Regions from separate parts of the Homo sapiens genome. Here region 2 is linked to region 1. Evidence: read pairs that join two places in POLR2A ChIA-PET (ENCODE). Cell type or tissue: Caco-2. All regions are shown on one strand. Links, peaks and the distances in the headings refer to the core of each region. The heading gives the core; the rest is flanking DNA.

Evidence for each region. ChIA-PET counts read pairs that join two places held together with the same protein. Peaks named below come from ENCODE experiments on the same cell type or tissue, not always from the same donor. Only the 100,000 strongest peaks of a DNase experiment are listed, where the experiment ranks them.
Region 2: POLR2A ChIA-PET joins it to region 1 with 8 read pairs; 2 of 35 experiments call an interaction of 5 or more read pairs at or near these places.

Annotation. Positions count from the first base shown.
Region 1 is chr19:44,920,697-44,928,464 of GRCh38, reverse strand. It overlaps the pseudogene APOC1P1. Among named protein-coding and RNA genes, the nearest start is that of APOC1, 10 kb to the right of the region's middle. RefSeq lists an enhancer at 231-1,123. In Caco-2, for the core only: no CTCF peak of the experiment used is centred there; a DNase peak (open chromatin) is centred at 4,070.
Region 2 is chr19:45,375,304-45,380,437 of GRCh38, reverse strand. It overlaps PPP1R13L (protein phosphatase 1 regulatory subunit 13 like), which reads left to right. Exons shown (of 13, transcript NM_006663.4): 13 at 210-800. The coding sequence ends at 248. Among named protein-coding and RNA genes, the nearest start is that of ERCC2, 7.3 kb to the right of the region's middle. RefSeq lists enhancers at 3,421-4,259, 4,260-5,097. In Caco-2, for the core only: no CTCF peak of the experiment used is centred there; no DNase peak of the experiment used is centred there.

The sequences.
Region 1 (7,768 bases), core at 3,081-5,580:
AGCCACCGTACCTAAGCAAAACCATCTTTTTTTTTTTTCTTTTGTGACGGAATGTTGCTTTGTTGCCCAGGCTGGAGTGCAGTGGTGCAATCTTGGCTCACTGTAACCCCCACCTTACTGGTGCAAGCAATTCCCCTGCCTCAGCCTCCCGAGTAGCTGGGATTACAGGTGCACACCCCCATGTCAGGCTAATTTTTTGTACTTTTAGTAGAGACAGGGTTTCACCATGTTGGCCAGGCTGGTCTTGAACTCCTGATCTCAGGCAATCCGCCCGCCTAGGCCTCCCAAAGTGTTAGGATTATAGGTGTGAGCCACGGCGCCCAGCCCAAGACCATCTTTTAAAATGTGGCCTGGATGGGAGTCCGGGAAACTGTCCCTGACGTCTGAGATCCTTGAGATCTAGCTGTGTGACCAGAAGGATGCTGTCAGCCTCTCTGGGACTTGTTTTTTTTTTCAATCTGTTCATCTTGGACATCCTCCAGGGCTCCACACAAACACACCCCAGCCCTCCCGTGCCCTGGGAAGGGTTCTAACCACATCTTGGCAGGAAGTTCACTCTGTGTGATGCGGTTGATGAATTCCCGAGTGTAGTCCTCCAGGGTCTTTCCTAACTCCTCCAGGCCATCAAAGGGGTTGGAGACTTCTGGAGCCCCCTAGGCTGGGGCTGGGCCTGCCAGGAAGATGAGGCAGGGGTGCAAAATTTGGTTGTTGTTGTTGTTGTTGTTGTAGTTTTGAGACGGAGACTTGCTGTGTCAAATGGTGCGATCTCGGCTTACTGCAACCTCCGCCTCCTAGGTTCAAGCAGTTCTCCTGTCTCAGCCTCCCAAGTAGCCAAGCGCGCACCACAACGCCTGGCTGTTTTGTATTTTTAGTAGAGATGGGGTTTCACCATGTAGGCCAGGCTGGTTTCGAACTCCTGACCTCAAGTGATCTGCCCGCCTCGGCCTCCCAAAGTGCTGGGATTACAGGCATTAGCCGCCACGCCCCACCAAAAATTTGTTATTGGAACCCCCTTGGGGTGGGATCCCGGGGATAGATAAGGAGATCCTTGGGGATCATGTGGTTAGAATGGGGAGGATACTGAAGTGACCGCGTGGGGCTCAAGCCGCTGGGAATTGCCTTACTCAGCACTGACCTCCTCCCACAGCCCATCGCCCCATCACCCACTTTCAAGGCTATAAAAGGAGGACAGCCAATCCCAGAGGTGTGGAGATCCATACGTCATCGGTTACTAGGGCTCTCCTGGGCAGATTTGGCGCCTGCCGGACTGAGCCTGGGCGAACCTGGAGACCCACTCGACCACAATGGGGCAACCACGACCAAGAAGGGGCCCCAGAGCTCTCAGAGGTCCTCTAAGCCGGGACCCCAGGCCTGTAGCCACCTTCACTCTTCCAAATCTCCAACTCCGCAATTCTCCCATCCCACTTTTACCTTCCAAGACGATCGACAGAACCACCACCAGGACCGGGAGCGACAGGAAGAGCCTCATGGCGAGGCCGGAGGGGCACCCTGGAGGCGGAGGCAGGGGTTCAGGGGATCAGTGGCACCCTCCTCCCTCCCTCCCACGATCCCCTCATCTCCCTTTATGAGTTCTTGCAGAGTGGAGGCGGGTGTCCCTCCCAAGCACTCAACAACCTGAATCCTTGCTGGAGGGCTTGGTTGGGAGGTCCTGTCCTGCCCGCAGGACCTTTATCAGGCTGGGGAGGGGGCGGGGCAGGTTGATGTTGATCTCCCTCCTCCTGAGCCTTCCCCTGGAAGATTGCCTCCTTCTGCCCACCCAGGTTTTTCTCCTCTGCCCCTGGCCCGTGGGCGTTGGGGTCAGGTGGGGTCCTGACCATTTCCCTTAGCTCCGAAGCCCTTTACCATTCAGCACCCTCACCTCCCAATCTCCCTGACTCTGGGGGGTCCTCAGACTACCATAGCTCCTTTCCCCACTCAGAGGACAGCCTCGTCCTGTCCCTGTGGCCATCTTCCCTCAGGGGTCTCCCAGTAATAACCCTGTGATCTCATCCCCCCCTCATTCACACCGTGTCCCTAGATCACCTCTTTCCCTCACTTCCCCTCTCTCAGCAAGCCTCCTCAGCCCCAACAACTTTTCCTTTATGTTGCTGGGGCCTCCCAGTTGGCCCCGCAACCCTGCCCTGCGTGCCACCTCCAATTTCTTTCAGACCAGCCCTTGAAACATCCCAGACCACCCTGATATTCTCTGGGCTCTTAACTTGATGATTTTCAGTCTCCCTTTTTTGCAAAGGGAAGGGGTCGCCTTAGCTGGACACTAAAAACCTCACCTGCATTGGCCAGGCATGGTGGCTCATGCCTGTAATCCCAGCGCTTTGGGAAGCTGAGGAAGGAGGATCACTTGAGCCCAGGAGTTAAGAGACCAGCCTGGGCAATATAGGGAGACCTCATCTCTACAAAAAAGTTCAAAAATTAGCTGAGCGTGGTGGCGCACACCTGTAGTCCCAGCTATTCAAGAGGCTGAGGTAGGAAGATTGCTTGAGCCCAGGAGTTCGAGGCTGCAGTGAGCTGTGATTGCGCCACTGCACTCCAGCCTGGTGAGACAGAGTGAGACCCCATCTCAAAAAATTAAAACCTTCAGCTGCAAAGCTCTGAGTGTATGCCCCTTCTTCCCTTCCACCGGGCCTCACCCCCTTTGGCTGGCTACCTCCCCCAAACACTCTATCTGCTCTTATTCACCCTCTGATGCCCCTCCTGGCACCAAGCCTGCTTCCCACCATCACCACATCCGTCCCCCAGGGCTGGAGTCCAATTCCTTCCCCACCAGCTGCCTTTGACCGCCAGTGACCCTGGCAGCTGATGGGGAGGGTGTCCTCAGCCCAGCCTCAGACTCTAGTTCGGCTGGCCTTGTGCCCCCACAACCACGTGTCAGCCTGGCGGTAGGGGGATGGTTGTGAAAGGGACAGCATAGACAAGACCCTGGCAGGATTGCAACATCCCTCTGGCCAGCTCAGAGCTTCCAGTCCCTGTAAGCCCCAGGGGCCCCCCTACTTCCTCAACTGAGCCCAGCATTCCCCAAACATCCACCCAGATGTCTGCTTCCCCGATCCCACAAGAATAGAATAACAATGCTCCTGATTTTCCAACCTCATCCTCCCCTCTGCTATAGGGGTTTCTGTTTAATAGATGGGGAAACTGTCACACAACCAAGAACATCCAGTAGGGCTCAGTGAGGGGCAAAGAGGGGGCTACTGACTGGGCGCAGTGGCTCACACCTATAATCCCACCACTTTGGGAAGCTGAGGCAGGAGGATCTGCTTGAGCCCAGGAGTTTGACACCAGCCTGGGCAACACAGTAAGACCCTATCTCTAGAAAAAAATTAAAAATTTGGCCAGGTGCGGTGGCCCACGCCTGTAATCTGTGCACTTTGGGAGGCCTAGGTGGGTGGATCATTTGAGGTCAGGAGTTCTAGACCAGCCTGACCAACATGGTGAAACCCCGTCCCTGTCAAAAATAGAAAAAATTAGCCGGGTGTGGTGGCACAGGCCTGTAATCCCAGTTACTTGGGAGGCTGAGGCTGACCAACATGGAGAAACCCGTCTCTACTAAAAATAGAAAATTAGCCAGGTGTGGTGGCACATGCTTGTAATCCCAGCTACTTGGGAGGCTGAGGCAGGGGAAGGTTGTGGTGAGATGAGATTGTGTCACTGCACTCCAGCCTGGGCGACAGAGCAAACCTCCATCTCAAAAAACAAAACAAAACAAAACAAAAAAACCAAATGTTTATTTGCCACAAAAACCCTATCAGATGGGCGTCTTTATCATTTCCATTGTACAGATGGGGAAACAGGCTTCGGGGTCGGGGCATAGCCACTTACTGACGACTCCCCACCCAGCAAGTGGTTTTGAACCCGGACCCTCTCACACTACCTAAACCACGCCAGGACAACCTCTGCTCCTCTCCACCGAAATTCCAAGGGGTCGAGTGGATGTTGGAGGTGGCATGGGCCCAGAGAGGTCTCTGACCTCTGCCCCAGCTCCAAGGTCAGCAGGCAGGGAGGGCTGTGTGTTTGCTGTTTGCTGCTTGCAATGTTTGCCCATTTTAGGGACATGAGTAGGCTGAAGTTTGTTCAGTGTGGACTTCAGAGGCAGCACACAAACAGCTGCTGGAGGATGGGAACTGAGGGGTTGGAAGGGGGCAGGGTGAGCCCAGAAACTCCTGTGTGCCTCTGAGCCTGCAGCTCTGTTCTCTAAGTCACCAAGCCCCCAAACCACTCTCATCTCTTTCTCTCCATCCCTGGGTCCTGGCCCTAGTCTGAATCCCATCCCTTCATTCCCCGAATCCCTACGCCCTCCTCCCTGCTAAACTTCTGGTGTCTCTAGCCCCTCCCCTCCTGGCTGGATACTCTGGGTGATGGTAGGAAAGTCTAGGGTAAAAAAGAGTTTGAAATGTCCCTCCTAACGCATGTTGAAAAATTGAATTATGATTCACATTCCATAAAATTTACCCTTTTATTTATTTTTTTGAGGTGGAGTCTCACTCAGTTGCCCAGGCTGGAGTGCGGTGGTGGAATCTAGGCTCACTGTAGCCTCCACCCGCCGGGTTTAAGCGATTCTCATGCCTCAGCCTCCCAAGTAGCTGAGACTACAGGCACCCACCACCACGCCTGGCTAATTTCTTAATTATTTTTTTTTTTTTTGAGACGGAGTTTCGCTCTTGTTGCCCAGGCTGGAGTACGATGGTGTGATGTCGGCTCACCACAACCTCTGCCTCCCGGGTTCAAGCAATTCTCCTGCCTCAACCTCTGGAGTAGCTGGGATTACAGGCATGCGCCACCATACCTGGCTAATTTTTTGTATTTTTAGTAGAGACGGGGTTTCTCCATGTTGGTCAGGCTGGTCTTGAACTCCCAGCCTCAGGTGATCTGCCCGCCTCGGACTCCAAAAGTGCTGGGATTACAGACATGAGCCACCGTGTCCGGCTAAATTTACCCTTTGAAAATGTACTGTTCAGTGGTTTTTCCTATATTGGGAAGGTTGCACGATCATCACCAGTATCTAATTCAGAACATGGCTCACTGCAGCCTCAACCTCCCTGATTCAAAGCCATCCTCCTACCTCAGCCTGCCACGTGGCTGGAACCCCAAGGTGTCCACTACCATGCTCAGCTAATTTTTATTTTTTATTTTTTATTTATTTTTATTTTTAGAACGGATGGGGTCTTGCTATTGCCCAGGCTGATCTTGAACTCCTGAGCTGAAGCAATCCTCCCACCTTGGCATCTCAAAGAGTTAGGATTACAGGCGTGTGCCACCACGTCTGGCAGGGGATGATTTTGGAAGAGAACTGGAGGAAGTGAGGAGGGAGCCAGGCAGATATCTGGACCCCTGGGGAAGAACATTCCAGGCAAGAGGAACAGTAACTGCAAGGGCCCTGAGATGGGAACCTGCCCAGTACATTGGAGGAATAGCAAAGAGTTGCTTGTGAGTGATGGAGAGAGAGACAGGGAGGAGGCGATCGTGGACGGCATAGTGTCCCGTTTGTAGGCCTTGGTAAGTGCTTCTGGGTTTACTCTGAGAGAATCAGGAGAGTTCTGAGCAGAGGAAGAGCATAATCTGACTTGAGGCCGGCCATGGTGGCTCATGCCTGTAACCCCAGCACTTTGGGAGGCCAAGGAGGGCTAATTGCTAGAGCTCAGGAGTTCGAGACCAACCTGGGCAACATGGTGAAACCCCGTCTCTACTACAAATACAAAAATTAGCTGGGTGTGGTGGCACACACACGCCTGTAGTCCCAGCTACTTGGGAGACTGAGCAGGAAAATCGGTTCAACCTGGGAGGCAGAGGTTGCAGTGAGCTGAGATGGTGCCACTGCACAGGCTGGGCAATAGAGTGAGACTCCGTCTCAAAAAACAAAAAACAAAAAATCTGACTTGAGTTCTAACAGGCTGCTGAGTGAGAAGACAGGAGAGTATAGGAGTTTGGAGGGTTGATTTGGGGGAGAAGGGGATGCATTAACCCCAGGGAGTAATATTTATACATTTATTTATTCTCTTTCTTCTTTTTTTGGTAGAGATGGTGTCTCACCATGTTACCCAGGCTGGTCTCGAACTCCTGACCTCAAGTGATCCTCCCACCTCAGCCTTCCAAAGTGCTGGGATTACACGCATAAGCCACTGTGCCCAGTTTCAGGATTTCCTTTTATGTTTTGAGATTGAGTCTTGCTCTGATGCCCCGGCTGGAGTGCAGTGGCATGATCTCGGCTCACTGCAGCCTCCACCTCCTGGGTTCAAGCGATTCTCATGCCTCAGCCTACTGAGTAGCTGGGATTACAGGCGCACGCCTGGCTAATTTTTTGTATTTTTAGTAGAGACGGGGTTTCACCATGTTGGCCAAGATGGTCTCCAACTCCTGGCCTCAAGTGATCCTCCTGCCTTGACCTCCGAAAGTGCTGGGATAACATGCGTGAGCCACATCGTCTGGGATGTGAGGAGCCCCTCTGCCTGGCTGCCCAGTCTGGGAAGTGAGGAGCGTCTCCGTCCGGCCGCCATCCCATCTAGGAAGTGAGGAGCGCCTCTTCCCGGCCGCACATCGTCTGAGATGTGGGGAGCGCCTCTGCCCCGCCGCCCCGTCTGGGATGTGAGGAGCGCCTCTGCCCGGCCGCGACCCCGTCTGGGAGGTGAGGAGCGTCTCTGCCCGGCCACCCCGTCTGAGAAGTGAGGAGACCCTCTGCCTGGCAACCGCCCTGTCTGAGAAGTGAGGAGCCTCTCCGCCCGGCAGCCACCCCGTCCGGGAGGTGAGGGGCGCCTCTGCCCGGCCGCCCCTACTGGGAAGTGAGGAGCCCCTCTGCCCGGCCACCACCCTGTCTGGGAGGTGTGCCCAACAGCTCATTGAGAACCGGCCAGGATGACAATCGCGGCTTTGTGGAATAGAAAGGGGGGAAAAGTTGGGGAAAAGATTGAGAAATCGGATGGTTGCCGTGTCTGTGTAGAAAGAAGTAGACATGGGAGACTTTTCATTTTGTTCTATACTAAGAAAAATTCTTCTGCCTTGGGATCCTGTTGATCTGTGATCTTACCCCCAACCCTGTGCTCTCTGAAACATGTGCTGTGTCCACTCAGGGTTAAATGGATTAAGGGTGGTGCAAGATGTGCTTTGTTAAACAGATGCTTGAAGGCAGCATGCTCGTTAAGAGTCGTCACCACTCCCTAATCTCAAGTACCCAGGGACACAAACACTGCGGAAGGCCTCAGGGTCCTCTGCCTAGGAAAACCAGAGACCTTTGTTCACTTGTTTATCTGCTGACCTTCCCTCCACTATTGTCCTATGACCCTGCCAAATCCCCCTCTGTGAGAAACACCCAAGAATGATCAATAAAAAATAAATAAATAAATAAATAAATAAATAAAATTTAAAAAAAAAAACATGTGTGAGCCACAGAGCCCGGCCTTAGGGTTTCCTTTTTAAGGATGCGTTACATTCCATTACATGTAGAGACCACATTTCCTTGACCCATTCATCTGTTGATAAACATTTAGGTTGTTTCCATATCTTGGGTATTGAGCAGACCTGCAGTGAACATGGGAGGGCAGGTATCTCTTCAAGGTCCTGATTTCAATTCTTTTGAATAAATACCCAGAAGTGGGATTGAAGGATCATTTGAGAGTTCTATCTTTAATGTTTTGAGGAAACCCCATACTGTTTTCCACAGTGGCTGCAGTGTTTGATGTCCCAACTAGGATTGTATATTATACATTTTGAATTTTTTTTTTTTTTGAGATGGAGTCCCACTCTGTCTCCCAGGCTGGAG
Region 2 (5,134 bases), core at 1-2,500, 460 kb before region 1:
TGGAAATATTCCATTTCATCAGTGGAGGCTCTGATTGGAAGGTTCCATCTGGTTCTTGGAGGTGACACAGAACTTGGATTCTGGAGCAGTTTGGGAGGTGCTGAGAGGTCCCCTTAGGAAGGGGTGGGAGGATAGAGACAGGCAGCGGATTTGCATGTGGGATGAGGAGGTGGGAGCTCCTGATGTCTGAAGATCCTGTCTCTCCCCAGCTGTTCCCCAGGGTGAAGCCTCAAAGGAGTAAAGTCTAGCAGGATAGAAGGAGGTTTCTGAGGCTGACAGAAACAAGCATTCCTGCCTTCCCTCCAGACCTCTCCCTCTGTTTTTTGCTGCCTTTATCTGCACCCCTCACCCTGCTGGTGGTGGTCCTTGCCACCGGTTCTCTGTTCTCCTGGAAGTCCAGGGAAGAAGGAGGGCCCCAGCCTTAAATTTAGTAATCTGCCTTAGCCTTGGGAGGTCTGGGAAGGGCTGGAAATCACTGGGGACAGGAAACCACTTCCTTTTGCCAAATCAGATCCCGTCCAAAGTGCCTCCCATGCCTACCACCATCATCACATCCCCCAGCAAGCCAGCCACCTGCCCAGCCGGGCCTGGGATGGGCCACCACACCACTGGATATTCCTGGGAGTCACTGCTGACACCATCTCTCCCAGCAGTCTTGGGGTCTGGGTGGGAAACATTGGTCTCTACCAGGATCCCTGCCCCACCTCTCCCCAATTAAGTGCCTTCACACAGCACTGGTTTAATGTTTATAAACAAAATAGAGAAACTTTCCTTATAAATAAAAGTAGTTTGCACAGAAATTGACTTTCTTCTCTTTTGATTCTGTTTTGACTCAATACATGCTCATCATTGTGGTTATGATTTTTGGCAAGGCAGTCTGAAAGTAGCCCTTTCTTCTTCTTCTTCTTTTTTTTTTTTTTTTTTTGATCTCACTCTAGTGCCCAGGCTGGGGCACGATAGCGCAATCTCAGCTCACTGCAACCTCTGCCTCCTGAGTTCAAGCGATTCTCCTGCCTCAGCCTCCCGAGTAGCTGGGATTACAGGCATCTGCCACCCCACCTGGCTAATTTTTGTATTTTCAGTAGAGACGGGGTTTCACCATGTTGGCCAGGCTGGTCTTGAACTCTTGACCTCAGGTGATCCACACACCTCGGCCTTCCAAAGTGCTGGGATTACAGGCCATTAGCCACCATGGCCAGCCTGAAAGTAGCCCTTTCTAAGGGATTCTTTTCACACAAGTCCAATCCTTTATTTTATATTTCGGATTCTTCTTTTGTGTCCTTTAGTTTCAAGTACATGCCTGATAATTCTATCACCTGAAGTTTGGAGGCAGCTAATCCTATAGTTTGTTGTGTCTGCTGGTTCTCACTCATGGTGGGCTGTTTCCTTGGGTGTTGAAATTGTAGGTTGAGAGGCCAGGCGCGGTGGCTCACGCCTGTAATTTCAGCACTTTGGGAGGTCAAGGCGGGTGGATCACTGGAGGCCAGGAGTTTAAGACCAGCCTGGCCAACATGGTGAAACCTCATCTCTACTAAAAAGCACAAAAATTAGCCTGGTGTGGTGGTAGGTGCCTGTAGTTCCAGCTACTTGGGAGGCTGAGGCAGGAGAATCTGTTAAACCCGGGAGGCGGAAGTTGTGGTGAGCCAAGATTGCACCATTGTACTCCAGCCTGGGCTACAAGAGCAAAATTCCCTCTCAAACAAACAAACAAAAATCTCTGCCAGCTTGGACAACATAGGGAGACCCTGTGTCGATCAAAAATAAAAAAATTAAGCCAGGTGTGTGGCTCACGCTTGTAATCCCAGCAATTTGGGAGGCTGAGGCAGATGGATCACCTGAGGTCAGGAGTTTGAGACCAGTCTGACCAATATGGTGAAACCTGGTGTCTACTAAAAATACAAAAATTAGCCCGCCGTGGTGGTGTGCACCTGTAGTCCCAGCTACTTGGGAGGCTGAGAAAGGAGAATCGCTTGAACCCGGGAGATGGAGGTTGCAGTAAACCGAGATCACGCTACTGCACTCCAGCCTGGGTGACAGAGCAAGACTCTGTCTGAAAAAAAAAAAAGAAAAAAAAAATTGCCGGGCGTGGTGCCTCACGCCTGTAATCCCAGCACTTTGGGAGGCCAAGGCAGGTGGATCACCTGAGGTCAGGAGTTCGAGACCAGCCTGACCAATATGATGAAACCCCGTCTCTACTAAAAATACAAAAATTAGCTGGGCGTGATGGCATGTACCTGTAATCCCAGCTACTCAGGAAGCTGAGACAGGAGAATCACTGGAATCCAGGAGGCAGAGGTTGCAGTGAGCTGAGATAGCACCATTGCACTCCAGCCCGGGCAACAAGAGCGAAACTCCGTCACAAAAATATAATAAATAAATAAATAATTAGCTGAGCGTGGTAATGTACACCTGAGGTCCCAGCTACTCAGGAAGCCAAGGTGGAAGGATCGCTTGAGCTCAGGAGGTAGAAGCTGCAGTAAGCTGTGATCACGCCACTGCATTCCAGCCTCTGCCACAGAATAGACTTTGTCTCAAAATAATTTTTATTTATTTTATTATTTTTATTTTTTTATTTTATTTTTATTTTTATTTATTATTTATTATTATTTTTTTTTTTTTGCGACGGAGTCTCGCTGTTTCGCCCAGGCCGGACTGCATTGGCACTATCTCGGCTCACTGCAAGCTCCGCCTCCTGGGTTCATGCCATTCTCCTGCCTCAGCCTCCCGAGTAGCTGGGGCTACAGGCTCCCGCCATGGCGTCCGGCTAATTTTTTGTATTTTTAGTAGAGATGGAGTTTCACTGTGTTAGCCAAGATGGTCTTGATCTCCTGACGTCATGATCCGCCTGCCTCGGCCTCCCAAAGTGCTGGGATTACAGGCGTGAGCCGCCGCGCCTGGCCTCAAAATAATTTTTAAAAATGAAAAATAAATAAAGACCAGGAGCCATAGCTCACGCCTGTAATCCCAACACTTTGGGAGGCCCAGGCAGGTGGATCATGAGGTCAGGAGTTCAAGACCAGCCTGGCCAAGATGGTGAAACCCCATCTCTACTAAAAATACAAAAAATTAGCCGGGCGTGGTGGTGGGCGTCTGTAATCTCAGCTACTCAGGAGGCTGAGGCAGGAGAATTGCTTGAACCCAGGAGGTGGAGGTTGCAGTGAGCTGAGATCGCGCCACTGCACTCCATCCTGGGTGACAGAGCGAGACTCCGTCTCAAAAAAAAAGAAAAAGAAAAATAATAAATAAAACCAAACCTCTGCACTCCGTGATTCATCATGAGAGAGATAATGATTCAAATGAAATATATTGCTATGATGACTGTTTCCAAATTGCTAACATAGTTTATGACCAATTTTTGGTTTGTCAAATTCATAATCTGTGAATGTGACCTTATATGGTAAAAGGGAGGTTGCAGTTGTGCTGACCTTGAGGATCTGAAAATGAGACAATAATCCTGGAGTATCTGAGTGAGCCCTAAACCTGGTCTCCAGTGTTCTTTTTTTTTTTTTTTTTTTGAGATGGAGTCTTGCATTGTCACCCAGGCTGGAGTGCAGTGGCACGATCTCGTCTCACTGCAACCTCTGCCTCCCAGGTTCAAGCGATTCTCCTGCCTCAGCCTCTCAAGTAGCTGGGATTACAGGCACCTGCCACCATGCCCGGCTACTTTTTTGTATTTTTTTAGTAGAGACGGGGTTTCACTGTGTTGGCCAGGCTGGTCTCGAACTCCTGACCTTGTGATCCGCCTGCCTCGGTCTCCCAAAGTGCTGGGATTACAGGCGTCAGCCACCATGCCTGGCTCCAATGTTCTTATAAGAGGAAGATTGGATAGGAAGACAGAGACAGGCCATGTGACACTTGAGCCAGAGGCTAGCTGCCAGCTTTGAAGGTTAGGGAAGGGGTTCCGAGCCAAGGAATGCAAGGTATGCAAAGAATTTGGCTCTAGAAACTGAAAAAGACAAGGAAATGATTCTCCCGTGGAGCCTCCCTGGAGATCATAGTGCAACCTAGCAGGAAGGGCCCTCCCACTACCCGCAAACCCCACTTTAGTTTTTTTTTCCTCTAGTGATCGCCATTTTTTTTTTTTTTTTGAGATGAGTCTCACTCATGGTTCACTGCAACCTCAACGTCCCAGGCTTAAATGATCCTCCCGCCTCAGCCTCCCAAGTAGCTGGGACTATAGGCACCACATCCCACTAATCTCTCTCTTTTTTTTTTTTTAATTTTCCGTAGAGACAGGATCTCACCGTGTTGCCGAGGCTGGCCTTGAATTCCTGGGCTCAAGTGATCCTCCTGCCTTGGCCTCCCAAAGTGCTGGGAATATAGACATGATTCACTGCACCCAACCAACATTGGATTGATATTCTCTTAAATTCTCCAACTTTTTCTCCCATTAAGGGACATAGTGCTGTTTATTAGATGGGTAATATCATAGATAATTCGACTTGGACCATGGAGTTCATTCAAATTGTGTATCTTGACAATTTTAGTATTGGCTGATGTAACATGACAATCTAGGAGAGTATTTCCTTGGTATTTAATTCATGTTCTGCTTGGTTTAGCAATTTTATAAACCAGCCTAGGCCTTGCACAGTGGCTCATGCCTGTAATCCCAGCGCTTTGGGAGGCCAAGGCAGGTGGATCACCTGAGGTCAGGAGTTCGAGACCAGCCTGGCCAACATGGTGAAACCCCGTCTCTACTAAAAATAAAAAAATAAAAAAAAAAATAGCCGAGCATGGTGGTGGGTGCCTGTAATCCCAGCTCCTGGGGAGGCTGAGGCAGGAGAATCACTTGAAACCGGGAGGCGGAGGTTGTGGTGAGCCAAGATCGTGCCACTGCAATCCAGCTTGGGCAACAAGAGTGAAAATCCATCTCAAAAATAATAAAATAAAATAAAATAAAATATAAACCAGTCAGTTTCTTCATTAGAGTTCTGGAAATTCTTACCCAGTCCAAACAATATGATCCTAAAATTTATCAGAAACCTATACTCAGGCTGGGTACAGTGGCTCACGCTGGTAATCCCAGCACTTTGGGAGGCCATGGCGGGCAGATCCCTTAAGCCCAGGAGTTCAAGACCAGCCTGGGCAACGTGGCGGAACCATGTCTCTACTAAAAATACAAAAAATTAGCTAG